Regions from separate parts of the Mus musculus genome. Here region 2 is linked to region 1. The links are chromatin loops, found by intact Hi-C in ENCODE. Cell type or tissue: left cerebral cortex. All regions are shown on one strand.

The links. Peaks named below come from ENCODE experiments on the same cell type or tissue, not always from the same donor. Only the 100,000 strongest peaks of a DNase experiment are listed, where the experiment ranks them.
Region 2: a loop joins it to region 1, with 9 times the contacts of the local background. A loop is called at or near these places in 4 of 42 quality-filtered maps.

What each region holds. Positions count from the first base shown.
Region 1 is chr12:46,815,663-46,823,662 of GRCm38, reverse strand. It overlaps Nova1 (NOVA alternative splicing regulator 1), which reads left to right and starts at 4,896. Exons shown (of 5, transcript NM_021361.2): 1 at 4,896-5,047; 2 at 6,634-6,777. The coding sequence starts at 4,912. In left cerebral cortex, a CTCF peak has its summit at 4,952; DNase peaks (open chromatin) are centred at 5,311, 6,202, 7,180, 7,731 and 3 more places; H3K4me3 peaks cover 4,286 bases; H3K27ac peaks cover 2,133 bases.
Region 2 is chr12:45,463,179-45,471,178 of GRCm38, reverse strand. Gm33680 (a long non-coding RNA gene) reads right to left here and starts at 4,897. Exons shown (of 5, transcript XR_381572.3): 1 at 4,811-4,897; 2 at 4,656-4,739. In left cerebral cortex, a CTCF peak has its summit at 4,977 (motif pointing left); DNase peaks (open chromatin) are centred at 3,427, 3,931, 4,367, 4,924 and 1 more place; H3K4me3 peaks cover 644 bases; H3K27ac peaks cover 1,002 bases.

The DNA.
Region 1 (8,000 bases):
CACTCTAGGTCTATTTGTAGAACTTGTCAGAAGAGATTTAGGATAGGTGTTGTACTCCTTGAGTATATATTCGCTCCTATTTTCTTTGGGAAATTTAATGAAAAAAAAAGTTAGAACACATCCATCAATTATTCATGACTTGCATCTAAAAAAACTAAAACGTGTGTACAGGAAAAATCCCAAATGATTCATTACTTTTAATCACATAATAATAATCATCTGAGTGTGTAAATCAAGAAGCTTCTGTTTCTTTGGACTTTAAGACTCACCATTTATAGCCATGCCACTGGATGCCTAACAATGTCCTGAAGTGAAAGACAGTTTTCTCATTTTTCTTTTTTCCGAAATTTACGTTGATACTTGTGAGAAACTGGTAATTTCTGCCTTTCTGTTTTTAGAGTACAATGGCCTGGTTTCCCACAATCCACAGAGGCTGATATTCCTTTATGCGTACTTGCTAATTCCCAACATTCCAAGACCAGGTACATCCAGAGAACTCTGCATTCACTAGAAAGCCTTTAAAGAATGATGTTGCATTGGCATATGGAAAACTGGCCAGGGTGCACTGAATGGCTTCAGGACTGACTATTATCTAGTGGCTTAGGGAGTCTGTGTACATATACCTCACATTTCTCTATATTATAAAATTGTTGTAATATTGTCCCCTTTTCTTTAAGCTAGATAGCCCAGTAAGAGTAGGATAACCTGTGTAGTAATTTATCCCTCAACTGCCTTCCTTTCCCATCTTACTTCCAATATATACTGTATTTACTTGAATCTTTAACTTAGGATCCACTTGTGATAGATACCAATTCAGAAAACTGTCTTCACAGCATCAGGTGAAGAGTTATTCAAATAGATATTGTCCTTTGATAAGGCCCAAGCATGAATAGACAGACCTAAGAAGGTTTGGGGCTATCTGTGGATATTAATGACCTGTATTTTCTTTTGAAATTCAGCCATTGCTACTGTCAATATACTCTGGTGTCTTTGTAATTCAGTCTGAAACAAATAAAGGAGAAGCTCTTAATAGATTTTATTTTGTCCTCAATAAAAAGATATAAATTGTTTTTTTCACATTAACATATTTTATGTCACAGTTACTGATATTCACAAAACAACCAATTAGCAATAAAAGCATAGTTTACTGTCTTAACATGTTAGAAAATATTACTAAGTGAGGAGGTCTAAATTTCTGGGTAAATTTAAAATATAATTGTATTTACTTTTGAGAATGAAAAGGTCAAATACCTTTATCACATTTTTGAATTTTTTTTGTGGTTTATTTGTAGCACAAAAGGTCTCCTATAACTGAAAGAATTATACTCTTTTCCTTTCTTCATTTTTATTAGGTGAGGCAAAATACAAGAAATAGGTAAGATGTGTATTTTCTTTTTATTTTAACAGGATTTTTAGAGGCATAAGTCATAGAGTCATAGAATTAATATTTTAAAAACTAATATTACATGAGGTATACTAGGGAATCCAAAGTAATTCAGGTTAACTTAGTGATAACCTTGACCAATTAGCTCGTAGCTAATAATTCTCATTTCTAGCCAGCAATGGATATGGTCTCAGCATTTTTGACATATCATAGCTAGGTAGTAAGCTCACTCTCCTTATTTGAAATCTCATCTTGTGTGACTGGTCTCTACTGAGTGACAGACAACACATAATAAACCCAAAGAGAGCAATAAGTGACTCTCATAACAATACAATGTGGCTCTACTTTTATAAGTGCTGTACTGGCTAGTTTTATGTCCCCTTGACGCAAGCTAGAGTCATCAGAAAGGAGGGTGCCTCAACCGAGAAAATGCCCCCCCCCCCCATAAGATCAGGCTGTCTGGTATTTTTTTAATTAGTGATCAGTGGGAAGGGGACAGCCTATTGTAGGTGGTGCCATCTCTGGACTAGTGGTCCTGGGTCCTATAAGAAAGCAGGCTGAGCAAGCCATGAGAAGTAAGTTTGTAAGCAGCACCTCTCCATGGCCTCTGTATCATCTCCTGCATCCAAGTTCCTGCCCTGTTTGAGTTCCTGTGCTGACTTTCCTCATGAAGAAAGGAGAAATGAAAGTGCAAGCAGATAAACCCTGTCCTCCCCAAAGTTGCTTTGGTTATGGTGTCTCACCACAGCAAAAGAAACCCCATGACAAGCATATAAAACTTAGATGGACCATTTTCACAAGTCAATGACAAATACTTTACAAGCTACTTCAGAAATCTTTTTAAGAAATCTAATTCTAGGCTTTCCTTCCAGTTCAATGCTCCACTCTACCAAATGTCCTGGAATGATTTAAGATATCTAGAGCTCTCTTTGCTTATCATTTGTCCTTTTCAGTGCTTCCAGGCAATCTAATGCCAAATAACAGATCTCCCGAACTTCCACTTAAAAATGTCCTCACATATTCTATACACAACATGGGACACTTTGATTACACACTACCTAGGACCTGACTTTTGTTATCTTGACTATCACATATTTACTCAAAACACTGTTTTTCTTTACTTTAGCTCCATAATTTTATCCAGGTTTGTGTATAAATCCTCTAATTTGGTCATGGAAGCATATTATGGTTTCTTTCTACGTTACATATCAAATCAGAATTTGGGAGTTTGGGTATAAACTATTATTAACGTATGTTAACTTACCTGCTTTCTCTTTCAGCCTTCAGCCCACCTTTATTTAGCTATTTTTCAGTTGAGACAAATGAGTCTTTCACACTTGGGAAGAACCCTGAGCCTAACCCTAATCATTGTTGTCTTCCTCCTTAATAGTCATCCGCCGTTCACCGCTGCAGAAAGCAACCAAAATCCCCATGCTTCCTAGACAGGGAGTCAGGAAAAGGTTTAGATTCTTTTCCATTCCTTCTTTCAATCTATCTGATCGATTTTTCTCCCTCTCTTTGAACCAGATGCAGCACATTCTTTGTTAGAAGCCCACATAATCACACTGGAGTCCCTTTATTGTTAGCTTAGCCATCTTTTAAGTGATGTTCTCCGGTAGGGAGTATAAAGAACGTTTTCATTCTAGAAACCTGGTGAATACGTGCCCGCCTTTGTATGTCTAAGAACATTTACCGTAAATATGACGTCTATGGATCGCGTGAGTCTAGAGAGTCCAACAAGTTGCAATCCTTGTTTTAAGCAGAAAAGAACCTGTCTCTAAATTTCTGCAGTCGGCGTTCAGAATGACATAGTGCCCAGTCTGAAAGATTCGGGGATTGAATTAGTAGTTTACTGGTTATTATTTTTAGGTGAGTTTGGATAAATAGTCTCTTCAAAATGATACAGCGTCGCAAGATGGGACAGTACTACTATAGACTGTACCGAATGCAATGGATAGTATGTAAAGTGGTAAACATTTAATGACTGACATAAGGGCTTTTTCCATGACACACTGTCAGAACAGCTTGATTGGGTTTGAAATCAGTTTTTCAGACTTTGGCTTTTCCACTAACCCGGATTCCTAGCATCAGGACTTAAAATACTAACTTGATGCATGACCTTGAACAAAATACCCTGAGTCACTTTCCTTATCTACAGAAGGACTGGACTAGATAACCTCTAGGGTCTTTTATAATGCTAGCTTAGCCACACTTCCCGCATCCCCCTCCCGCCCCCTCCAGTGTGGAAGGGCTGAGGATCAGGATCCTGAAACCGCCCGAAGCTATGTAAGTCGTGGGTGCCCAGATGCCTTCATCTGTGTTTCGTGCAGTGTGTGAAGCTGCGTACACCCTCAGCTGTTGCCTCTTCAGTTTGCCTCCCGGGTCCCTGTGGAGACCACATATCGCTTTATTTATTTATATCCTGGCTTGCTCCCGAAAGCACATAAGGCGCCAAGACACAGTAAGTCCCCGACAGTGTCACACGGTGCGAGAAAGAAATCCTCTGATGACATCTCCTTTAGAAAACCGCCTCCCAGAGATGCTAATGAATGCCTTTTGCCGAACTCTCCGGGTCCCAGCTGGGTTTCTGGTCTCCTGCCTGAGCCGTCCACCCCTCCCCGCGGTCACTCAGACGCCCTTCCCGGACTAGCCCAAACTGTCACCACCAAGTCCCAGCTGGACCAGGATCCCGCCCGGCTCCCTCGCTCGGCTGTCATTGGCTGCTGCTGCCGTCACTCCCCGCACGGCTCCGCCTCCCCGCCTAGCGCGTTTTGTGGACCCCTGGGTTTCCGCGGCAAGCCGCTGACGTTTGCCTGAGCGGCGTTGCCTGGGCCCCGCGACCTTTCACCCCGCCTCCCCGCGGGAGCGCCCCGGCCCGCTCCGCGCCCCCGCCAAGCCCGCGCGCCCCCGCCAAGCCCGCGCGCGCCCGCCGCCCCGCAGGCGGAGACTCCGGCGCGGAGGCCGGCCCCGCGCGGCGCGTGTGGGAGTCGCGGCCCCTCGCGGCCCCCGCCCGCCGCCCCCCACGCGCGGGAGACACGATGAGCGCGGGCGGGCGGCAGCGGCGCGGAGCAGCGCAGGCGGCACACGCGCCCAGGCAGCGGCGGCGGCGGCAGCAGCGGGAGCGAGCGCCGCGTTAGCCGGGTCCGCCGCTCCGGCCGCCCGCGGCCGCTCCTCCTCCCGCTCATTCACTCGCCCTCCTCCCGGCCGCCCGCGCCTCCTCCGCTCATTCACTCCCGCTCTGCCCGCCGCTTTCTTCTCCTTCTTCACCCTCCGGCTCCCACACCCCCTCCATTCCCGCTCCTAGCCGACACTGCACTGCAGCTGCTCCGCGCCCTGCCCCCTCCCCAGTGAGCACATCAGCCACACTGCTCGCCGCCTCAGACTGCTATTGATCCGATTAAAGAAAAAAAAAAAAAAAAAAAGAAAAAAAAAAAAAAAACCTTAGCAACCCCAAACGAGAAAAAAAAAAAAAAAAGCCAAAACAAAAGGGAGCCGCTTCTCCCGGTGCAGCGGCAGGAACTGCAAGCATGATGGCGGCAGCTCCCATTCAGCAGAACGGGACCCATACGGGGGTTCCCATAGATCTGGACCCGCCGGACTCGCGGAAAAGGCCGCTTGAAGCGCCCCCTGAAGCCGGCAGCACCAAGAGGACCAACACGGGCGGTGGGTATCGCTTCCGCCTCCCGCCCCGTCCCCGCCGCCCTCCCGCGCCGTGGCCGCTGCCGCCGGCCGTCCCGCGCCCCCTCCCCTGCACCTGCCCCGGCCCCGTCTCATCAAGATGGCGACCCGGGGTTCTGAGCCGACCCGCTCGCCCCAGCCGGTGCTGGCCCCGGCGACAGGGTCCGCTCCCAGGGCCGCCCCCCGCGAGAGGTGATGGCCGCCTGAAGATGCGCGCTGCATTTAACAGTCTGATCAAATAAATAAATAAATGGCACTTGGGTAGCGGCTTGCAGATGCTGGGGGCACCGGAGACTTTTGCCTCTGTTCATCCCCTTGCTCTGGGCCACAAGTAGTATGCAAAATCTTGATGAGTGCATGCCCTGAGCGCACTTACATGGTCGGTACAAATATCGCATTGATTTGTCTTCAAGGGTATGCATACGAGGGGGGTGTCTGGTACGGTGACTTGTTAGTTAACATCCTGCGCTTCCTCGGAAGATGAGTTATAACGGGACCGCTATCGCTTCTTCATTTGCACTGGAGTCATCTTAACAATGCATCCAATGCATCGAAGCAGAGGTGAATTTATCTCCAGCATATACATTAGAAATGGATGGGGGTCTTGTGAGTGGCACATCGCAAAAAATTCGGAATACTCGTTCCCAGTAAAGAGCTGGATTTACCGCGAAGTTTCCTATTTAAGACGTGATCAGGTTGACGGAAACTAAAGTTTATGGAGTTGGCTTTATTTTCTGAAACATTTCATTTTTCTTTTTTTTTTTTCACGGCTCATCGAACCTCCCCCCGCCCCCGTCTCCGTTTTATGGTTCTTTTGGAGATGGAGCGTTATCTATTTGGTGACTTTGGAGTGTATTTAGAATAAATAACTCGTAAGCTTTTTAGTATTGGCAAGATTCTTCTTAAGGTCTTTTAATTAATGAGCTTAGCCGAGATCATAGTAGACTTAGAAGTGCCGCGGAAATACATCGGGATTACTTAGATTCTCAGTCCACCACATTGACGCTTTTTTTCCCCTTGGCAGTTTCTCACGGCTTGGAATACTCCCTACAGTTTGGGTGGACTATTTTGCAGGAAGATGGTTGTTTTGTATACTTAAAGTCGGATATAGCCAGTGATTAATTGCAGTCTTTTATGTTTGCTATGACAGACAAATTTAGCGGATCACTACTTACAGTGTTGGATTTTTTTTCATCTTCAGTATGTTAAGTGAAGGTTTGTCATGTTCTAAATCTCTGAAGTTTTGTTAAAGGGTCAGTTTCTTTCATTTTGCCATGGTAACCACAGAATTGGAAGACTTTCATGTTTGGAGTAACAACTGGAATTTACTCCCCAGTCTCTATCGTACTGCAAATTGTTAGAACGTGTGAATCCCGAAAACTGGGGAAGATTTTGTAAATGCTTGTTTTTCAGTGTAATTGGTGGTTTTCATTCCTTAAGCATTTTAAAGTGCTGTTTTCTGCAATTCTACGTCCATTGGTTTAGTTGATGTTTTCTCTCTGGAGGGTGGGTTGGGGATTCAAAGTTTAAAATGATCATGTTAATCAAATGTATTTCTTTACATTTTTCAGAAGACGGCCAGTACTTTCTAAAGGTTCTCATACCTAGTTATGCTGCTGGATCTATAATTGGGAAGGGAGGACAGACAATTGTTCAGTTGCAAAAAGAAACTGGAGCCACTATCAAGCTGTCTAAATCCAAAGATTTTTATCCAGGTAGGTGAAATGGTAAAGAAATTGTTTGACTAATTTCCCAAGGAAAAACACCAAATATCTACATGTGCTGTGTGTTGTCTTAAAAAAAATTTTTTTAAATGATGAAGATCTGAGTGTTACATTAGCATACATTGTGGAATTTCTTTAAGCGTATTTCCATTGTTGTTCATGTTTTTCCCTCCCATTAATTGATATACTGTGTATGTGATTTAGACTAATGGTGAGATAATTCTCTGCATGCTTTGGAATGCTAATTGCTAGCACAAAAACTTAAAAATTAGAGCTAGAACCCTGGACAGTTGGCATAAGGAAATGTGGTTCCTCTGAAGTTTGCAGACATCATTGTCATGACAATTAGTTTAGTGTGAATTCAGAGGAGGGGGCTGGGTGGTTTCTTAAAGAATGGACCATTTACTTCTGCATCCATTATGTACCTCTTTCTGCTTGGTTGCTTTGTTTGTTGGCCTTGGATGAAGTAAAGAGGACAAGTGCGGTCTCTTCAGATATTTAAAATACTTTAGTAATCTAATTGGGATAAGAAATTTACTACGCCGACATGCAAGATGTGGACTAGTGTTTTAGAATTTGTGTTCAGAGCCATATTTGATTGAAATACTTTACAGTGTGGGACAGTAACCTGCTAGATCATCGCAGGTTTCCTAGGTTGATTGATTGTGTGGATTTGGCCTCTCATTTTTCTGTTTGTTTGGTTTGTTTTTTGTTGTTGTTGGTTTTGCTTTGTTTTGTTTTGTTTTACTTTTGGGCTCCTCCTTTCATGCTGTGCATTTCCTCAGGTTCATCTTTTTTCTTTTCTTTCTCCTCAGTTCCATTCCTCCTCAGTGTATGTATCTTCAGTAGTGAAATCACAGTGGACTAGTGCAACCCCCGGTGATAGATATCGTGAGCTCATCTGCTTTGCTTAGCTCTCGCTTTCAGTCATTTTTCAGGAGGTTGTTTTAGTTTTATGACTGTAAAAATGTTAATTCAGTGCTGAAGTGAGCTATAGTGCTTAGTGTTTTCCTGATGGAAAAGAAAGCAGAATTGCTTTCAGAGGTCTTGGCTACCAAGAGCTCTATAGCACTCAGACACTAGCATGGACCGAGGGAGGCTCAACCCTTGGCTACTTCCTTTTCACAGCTAATCATCTGGGCTAGAAACCGACCATGCACTGGAAAAGATGATTTTGGAATGGCTGATGCTTTACTAGTTGAACACAGTACTTT
Region 2 (8,000 bases), 1.4 Mb after region 1:
ATTTACACAATGGAGTACTACTCAGCTACTAAAAAGAATGAATTCATGAAATTCCTAGGCAAATGGATTGACCTGGAGGGCATCATCCTGAGTGAGATAACCCAATCACAAAAGAACTCACATGATATGTTCTTACTGATAAGTGGATATTAGCCCAGAAACTTAGAATACTCAAGATACAAGATACAAAGCACATGAAACTCAAGAAGAATGAAGACCAAAGTGTGGACACTTTGCCCCTTCTTAGAATTGGGAACAAAACACACATGGAAGAAGTTACAGAGACAAAGTTTGGAGCTGAGACAAAAGGATGCACCATCTAGAGACTACCATATCTGGGGATCCATCCCATAATCAGTCGCCAAACGCAGACACCATTGCATACACTAGCAAGATTTTGCTGAAAGGACCCAGATATAGCTGTCTCTTGTGAGACTATGCCGGGGCCTAGCAAACACATAAGTGGATGCTCATAGTCAGCTATTGGATGGATCACAGGGCCCCCAATGGAGGAGCTAGAGAAAGTATCCAAGGAGCTAAAGGACTCTGCAACCCTATAGGTGGAACAACAGTATGAACTAGCCAGTACCCCCTGGAGCTTGTGTCTCTAGCTGCGCATGTATCAGAAAATGGCCTAGCTGGCCATGAGTGGAAAGAGAGGCCCATTGGCTGTGCAAACTTTATATGCCCCATTACAGGGGAATGCCAGGGCCAAAAAGTGGGAGTGGGTGAGTAGGGGAGTGGGTGGGAGGGTATGGGGAACTTTGGGGATAGCATTGGAAATGTAAATGAGGAAAATACCTAATAAAAAAAAAAGAGTGTGGCTTTTTAGGAAGATTTCTTTCTTTCTGTTTTTCTTTCTGTATTTCTTTTTTCTTTTCTTTTTTTTTTTTTTCCTGTATAGCCCTGGCTGTCCTGGAACTCACATTGTAGAACAGGCTAGCCTCAAACTCAGAAATCTGCCTGCCTCTGCCTCCCGAGTGCTGGGATTAAAGGCCTGTGCCACCCCTCCCCACCCTGTCATCTCCAAGACCCCCTCCCCCCCCCGTGATGTGGAGGAAGAGCCATCTGCAAGATGGATGTGAGCCACAAGCTGTACTCCTAGCCAATACCACCAGCCCTCCTGTCTCTGAAGGGGACCCCTCCACTAATCGGACTGCCAAATTTCACCGGTTTGCCCTGGGATATTATAAAAAATTATTTGTATGATTGATGAAACTAAAAACACCTCGTGGCAAAAAAAAAAAGAAAAAGAAAAAGAAAAAGTAAAAGAAAAAGAAAAAGAAAAAGAAAAAGTAAAAGAAAAGAAAAAGAAAAAGAAAAAGAAAAAGAAAAAGAAAAAAAGAGTGTAGCTTTGTTGGAGGAGATGTGGCTGGGTTAGAGAAGGTGTATCACTGTAGTAGGCTTCTGGGTTTCAAACGCCCAGCTAGATCTCTCTGTCCCTCTGCAGATCAGAACTAAGCTCCATCTTCTACTCCAGCACTTATCATGGCTGCCTGCTTGCTACTATGATCCCTGCCATAATATTCACAAACTCATTCTCTGAAAGCTTTTATTAGGTCCCTTGGTCATGGCGCTTCTTCCCAGCAATGGAAAAGTAACTAAGACACACTATCTCAGAAGCTTGCATTCAGCTACATTTGATCCAAACTAAGCAGTTTTCTACATTCTCTTGAATCTCTTTTCACTTACATAGATGTTATACAAGCTCTGGATGTTTTAATACTGTCCAGTGTTAAAGTACCCCACAGTTGTTCACTGCTTCTAGTTGTTAGTCAAGGAGAGAAACAAAACTCTTGAGTTAGAATTAATCTTAGCACTCCAGTCCAGTTTCAAGAAGCAGCATGATAAATGATATTGATGGTAAGAAACACTCAACATCGCTACATCCTGCTGCCTGCTCTCTACTCTCACCTCTGGGCCCTGCTCCTGCCACACTTGATCTGGAAATTTAAGCATGCTCTTTGTTCTCTTGGAATTCAATTCGAAATAACTCCCCTCCATTAAGGTAAACTTTAAGCCCCCACTGTCTCCTGATTCTTCACAGTTAGAAGTATTCTCCTGTGGACATAGCCCATCTTTCAGAGATTTTCTTTTGCACAGCTTGACAAAAAACCTAAGGGAGAAAAGATTATGGCCAGAATATACATTATGCACATTTCTCCATTAATAAGCCTGCCCCATCCTCTCTCTCTCTCTCTCTCTCTCTCTCTCTCTCTCTCTGTATGTGGGGGGGTTGTTGTTCTAAGTGAGAGAGGAGTATATTTTCTCTTTTCAAGGGGAAACATTCTTTCCTCCCCTCAGGTTTCTGCCTGCTGGATGCTTGCTGATTAATTTAAACCCACAGACAAGTGGTTTCCTTATTAATGATTCTGCCAGGTTTCCAGAACATAGTGGGATTAACCTGCTCTCAGTGCAGACTGCTCTTTTATTAAAGAAACCACTGCCTTATAATAAAACATGAGAGGATATGTAACATGGTAATGTCAGTATGAACACGAGGAAAACCATGGTTTCTCTCCTCGGAGCTCTGAAATATAGCTGTTTAATTAATGGAAGTTATCAATCCTTCCTTCCATGTGCCTATGGTCAGACATCTATAACACACCCAGAGACTTCCTACACTCATGTCAGAAAATCAAGAAAGCATCTAAACACTAGCTGAAGTGACTGGAGAGAAGAGACATACAGGAGGTGAAGCTGAAATGAGATTGTGATTTAGTCAGTAGTCTAAACAATCTCATCAAACCACACTTGAAAAAGAAATCATGTGAACAGCAAACAGCGTGCAAGTATAGCAGACCTGGAAAGAATAACAAGTTCTTAGTACTTCACACCCACGTGTTCTCAAAGGAGAGTCTGATGGCACAGACCATGCCACGTGTGAGAACCCACATCCTCCTTCACAGTTTTACAGAATCCAGCCCACTCTGAAGCCAGTCTACCACATCTTCCCACAGAGCTTGCTTCATAGAAAATGGCTTGTGGGTCAGGCTCAAACTCATTGTGAACTGAGGTTTCTCAAACTTTCTTCAGGAGAGTCAGTCTCAGATGCACTTTGTAGGTACTCTTTGTCCCAGGAGCTGAGCCCTGAAAACTGGAGGTCCTGAGCTAGGCATGACATGGATATTAAATAACCAGCTGTCCTCTGTACAAGGCTATATTTACTCTTTGTTCTCAGGCCTTTGTGAATCACCACACTAATAAACACTCTTCCAGTGCACTCAGCTACAGAATGGAGACCAGAATTAACTAGAAGCACTGTTTAGCTTCTTCCAAGACCTTAGAAACGTTTTCCCATAGATATATATGTATACATACATACGAAAGTATTCCATTCCACTGCTGTTTTAGTTTCAATACTTCAAATGAATGACATTTGGGGGACACATCGTACAGTCAGACAAATATTGTGGTAGCCACAAAGACAAATGTACCAGCAGCAGCAGTCATAGAGGGACAACCAAACAACTGTCTCTGGGCTAGTCTACCTTCAAGGACCTGAGACTGCACAACACAGACATAGATGTAGAAGCAGACAATGCCTCTGTATCTTCAGGACTCTATAAGGATGGCTTGTTTTACAATTTGATGGTGTGCACTACATTTTCAACAAGATAGTCAGATCAGCTTTTACAGTATGCATATATATGTTTCCTAATGGATAAGTACTATCCCCATTCACTATAAATAAGCCAATACACAATAGGAAAGGCAAGGCAAAAAAAATTAATTTTTTTAAAAAACGAGAAGGAGAGGAGATAGATTAACTATTCCCCCAGTTGGCTCTCTTTTCTCTTTGTTTGCTGCTGGGGCTGACAGCATGGAGCAAAGGAATGCCAGATGTAACTACAGCATAGAAAGCAGGCCTGGGAGCTGTCCAGCTCTTTACTCCCACAGACACAGTGCAGTCCCCAGAGCTGAGATTCCCTCTGAATCCAGGATTCAGCCAAATGTCTCTATGGCAAACCTGGGCTTCAGTTCCAGGACTGGAGCTTGGCCATCCTCCTAGTGCATTAGCAAGACTCTAACTGGAAGCAGCCCGTCAACAAGGCAGCATCAAGGCAGAGCTATGCTTCCTCCCAGCCAAGCAGTTAGAAATTTGGAAAAAAAAAAAATGGCTGAAGATTTAGGAAAACGTGAGAAGGATGAAAATAGTCAGAAACATAAAGGACTTCATAAAATAAAACATTGAGTGTTTCACAATGATATTCATAAATAAAAATTATACCCTCCCCAGAAGGAAGCAGCAGTCAGGATTCTAACATGCAGGTTACAACATAGGCGTTTTCTCCTCAGGCTTTCCTGTGACTTCTGAGTACAGGAATGGCGTAAAACTCTGCTTAACACTTGCTAGAGTGAGGCAGCCGGCCCTGTCTCTAAGCACTTTCAAAATCCAAAACCTGTGTTTACTTTGCAGGACTGTGTCTTTGAATGTGTGACAAGAGTCTTTGTTCTTTTCTATTTGGGTGCATCTTTTTAAAAATTAAATTCTAAATGTGTTTCCACCAGAGGGCAGTAAATAAGAAAACAAACAAACAAACAAATGGCTCTTTTCACTGAATACAAATTGCCTCCAAAATCAGATAAAAGCATTCCACTTCCCCACTCAGCGGTTTTGCGGGCTCTTCTGCTAAAAAGCCTTATTTTCTCACCTCTCCTGGATTTGTCTTCAGTAGTCTCTTTCCTCAGAACTCACAGCGTGGGTTATAGACACATCCCGGAAGGAATCTGGGAAACTGATTTTATAAAATGAGAAGCACTTCTTTCACCTTAGATGTGCTGTCCTGCCCATCCACACAGGGCCTACCTGGCTCTGAAATGGCTTCCCTGTTGGCCAAGGGACTTAGTAGGCTCCACTCACACTGCTTTTCATTGTTGTGAGGAGACACTGGCAAGAGGCTGCAGGAGCACTCTCACTCCTATGAATGCAGAGCAGGAGTATGGTAGGGAAAGGAAGAACAGCAATGCCATCCTGTGGTCATCCATGAGTCTCGCTGCCTATGATGGCCTCAAGCTCCCTGTGTGCTGCTGGGGCCTTGGGGAAGCTTAAGAAAGCCTCTGCAGGAAACAAACCATAGCAAAAACAAGCCGGGGCAGCAATCTGAGCTCCTTTTAACCTCACAGCCTACCTTCTCCGTTGAAAAACAAGAATAAAGGTGATGTGGTCCAGGAAGCTAATGTAGGGGAAACACTCAAGTATAAATTCTCCCCAGAAACACCTCGGCAGCTTTCATATACAAAATCTTGGGATCACCAGTACCTCTGGGTCCCACTGTTCAGGGATATGGCTCAAGATTGAATTTCCAAAATTATGCCGAGGCAATCTTCTGCTCTGGTTCTGATCTCAGGTAGGGACTGACTGCTAGGAATTAACTGTTTTAATTCCTTCTCTTCCCTTTCAGGCAGCATTGGAGCTGGTTCACAGATAAGAGTCCATGCTGTGGATCCTGTTACAGACTCCCATAATTCCATGCTAGCTAGCTGAGGCAATCCATTCCCTACACTCCATCTACTTCCTCCATAAATGGGATTGACACACAAGGCAGTAGCCCACAGCACCTGCTCCAGCTTCCAAGGCCTAGAACTCAGACAGTTATTATACCTGAGCACATGATGTTGTAAGGGCCCACGATTTGCCAAAGAATGATACCCTGGACTCAAATAGTATGTAACTGCAAAGAGTGTTCTGTTCTGCAGGAGTTCAGCATGCTGGGGTCTCCCATTACCAAGCTAGAAAGACAACCAAATGAGCTTGCAGGCCTGATTTAAAGAACATTAGGGGATTTCTGGGTTGGTGACCTTTGTCTTACTTCATCCTAGAGACATTCCATTTCCTAGGTATGAGGACTAGACACTGTTCCTGAAGAAGTAGCTGAGGAAGTCTGGAAACTGTTGCTGATCTTGCTTCAGGCCAGGTGGTGGGGCAGCTTCTGAGGCCTGGACTTGCGGACTTGTCCAGCTCTTGGAAACAGAGATTTAGGCCTGAACTGCCAATTTTAAGCCTGTCATGGAGTCAGCTCGTCTCAATGTTACCTGGCAGGGTGGCTCTGGGGGATCACAAGCAGCCTGGCTACATTCCAGTGACCCCAGACACATGCCAGTGACCCCTGCCTTCTGTGCTCTGGTAGTTCTCATTGCCTTTTCTGGCTCCAATAAAAGAGCAGAAGTATTTCCTCAGGATCTATCAGTGTCTGATCATGAACACTGTGTGTGTGTGTGTGTGTGTGTGTGTGTGTACACTAACATATATTAGCATAGGTTAATGTCAGATAGATAAATGATAAACAGACAGACAGATACGATTGCACTTTAAAAATATTCTATGCAAGTATTTGTTTCTCCAACTTAAAAAGCAAGGGCTCGTACATCCTCTGCAAAGTGTGCACATTGAGATGTCCCTACATGATAAATTGAACCACCAATCACCTACTCTTACCATTTCTGATGGCTACATCTATGTTTCTAAAGGTTCTCTCCAGAATTTGTGTCTTCACCAACACAGCAGATTGCCTTGATTTTCTAGTTTGACTTATACGACACCTGCAGATTTTACCCTATTAGGCCAAGGCCTGTCTCCTAAGTCTCTTAGTCCTATTTTGAATAGGTAGAGATCGTCAGGTATATCAAGAATACTCCTTGACTCCTTGCAAATACTACAAAGTAAGAAGCAAGCCTACATGTGCTGAGCTTCACAAACAGGCTGCTCTTTTTCATAAAGATCTGGCATATTGTTGTTTCCTTCCCCCACGTATATGTTCTTCCGAATTTCCTTTTATTTTTACTTTTCATTATATCAAGGTACTGAGCCCAAGTCTATCTATAAAAATAGTGCCAGCAGTCTGTGAGAATAAATACACCCATAGAAATTCATGCAAACCTATCAGCATACAGAAAGAGTCAACACAAGAACAGATTTAGAAAATACTAGAAGTAGAAAACAACAAGTACTATTGCTGTACTTTTACACTATACCACGGTGATTTCGAAGTAACTAATAAATGTTCAGCAACTGTCTATGAACGCATATCTAGCCTGGGTGGTGAGGATACCATGGGTGGTTCTCAAATGAGCAAGAGTGAGACCATGCCATCAAGGAAATGTATTTTGAAAATAAGCCTACAACTTTAAGTGATACCATTACCCCAAAGAAATATATACTAAGAAATGCTTTAAAAAAAAAGTAATGGTTCTGTGTTATTCGGGTTCGACAGCAGACTGCCACAGCCAGTACTAACTACAGAACGCTGCAAGAAGAAACAGCCATCGCATTTCACATTGTTAATGAACAAAACCCACGTAGATAGGGAGGTTCTCTGGAGCTCACAGAGAAGATCATGAAATGTGTCTGAAGGAACTTAAATCCTTTGAAAGAACGTGCTCCTGAATCAGAGATTCATGAGAATTCCATTATGACTAGACTAAATAATGTGAAATGTAGAATTCAGAATTAATCTTAAAGTGCTCATCTATAGGACTTTTGAAGAGGTAATATTACCCCTCCAAAAAAAAAAAAAAAAAAAAACCCTACATTTTAAGAAAATCAGTATGATTAGAGTCATTAGGAGGCTTACAGTAAATTCCAAAGGTGAGGCTGGCAAAATGAATGAATATATCCCTAATTTACACATTCTGTGAAATTTAAGCAGAAAGTAAATAAGTCAAAGATATCCCAAGGGAATAAATAAAGGAAAATATACTAAGCTAAGCAAAATAAAATAAACTGTGTGTATAAAAATGTGTGTTTGTATGCACATGTTTGTATTTTATATGCTGTGTGTGTGTGTGTGTGTGTGTGTGTGCACTTTTGTAGATTTTTCTCAGATCTTTGACCCTATCCTTTGACCTTATCCTAATAGCAGCTGTAGAATACCTCCTAAACTCGACTCTGAACTATTTTCCGTGAACTCTGAACACTATAACTGATGAGACTTTCTAAGATACAAATTTCAGTTATTGAAGTGATGCTGACTTCAGGAAAAGTAATAGTTATTAGAAGA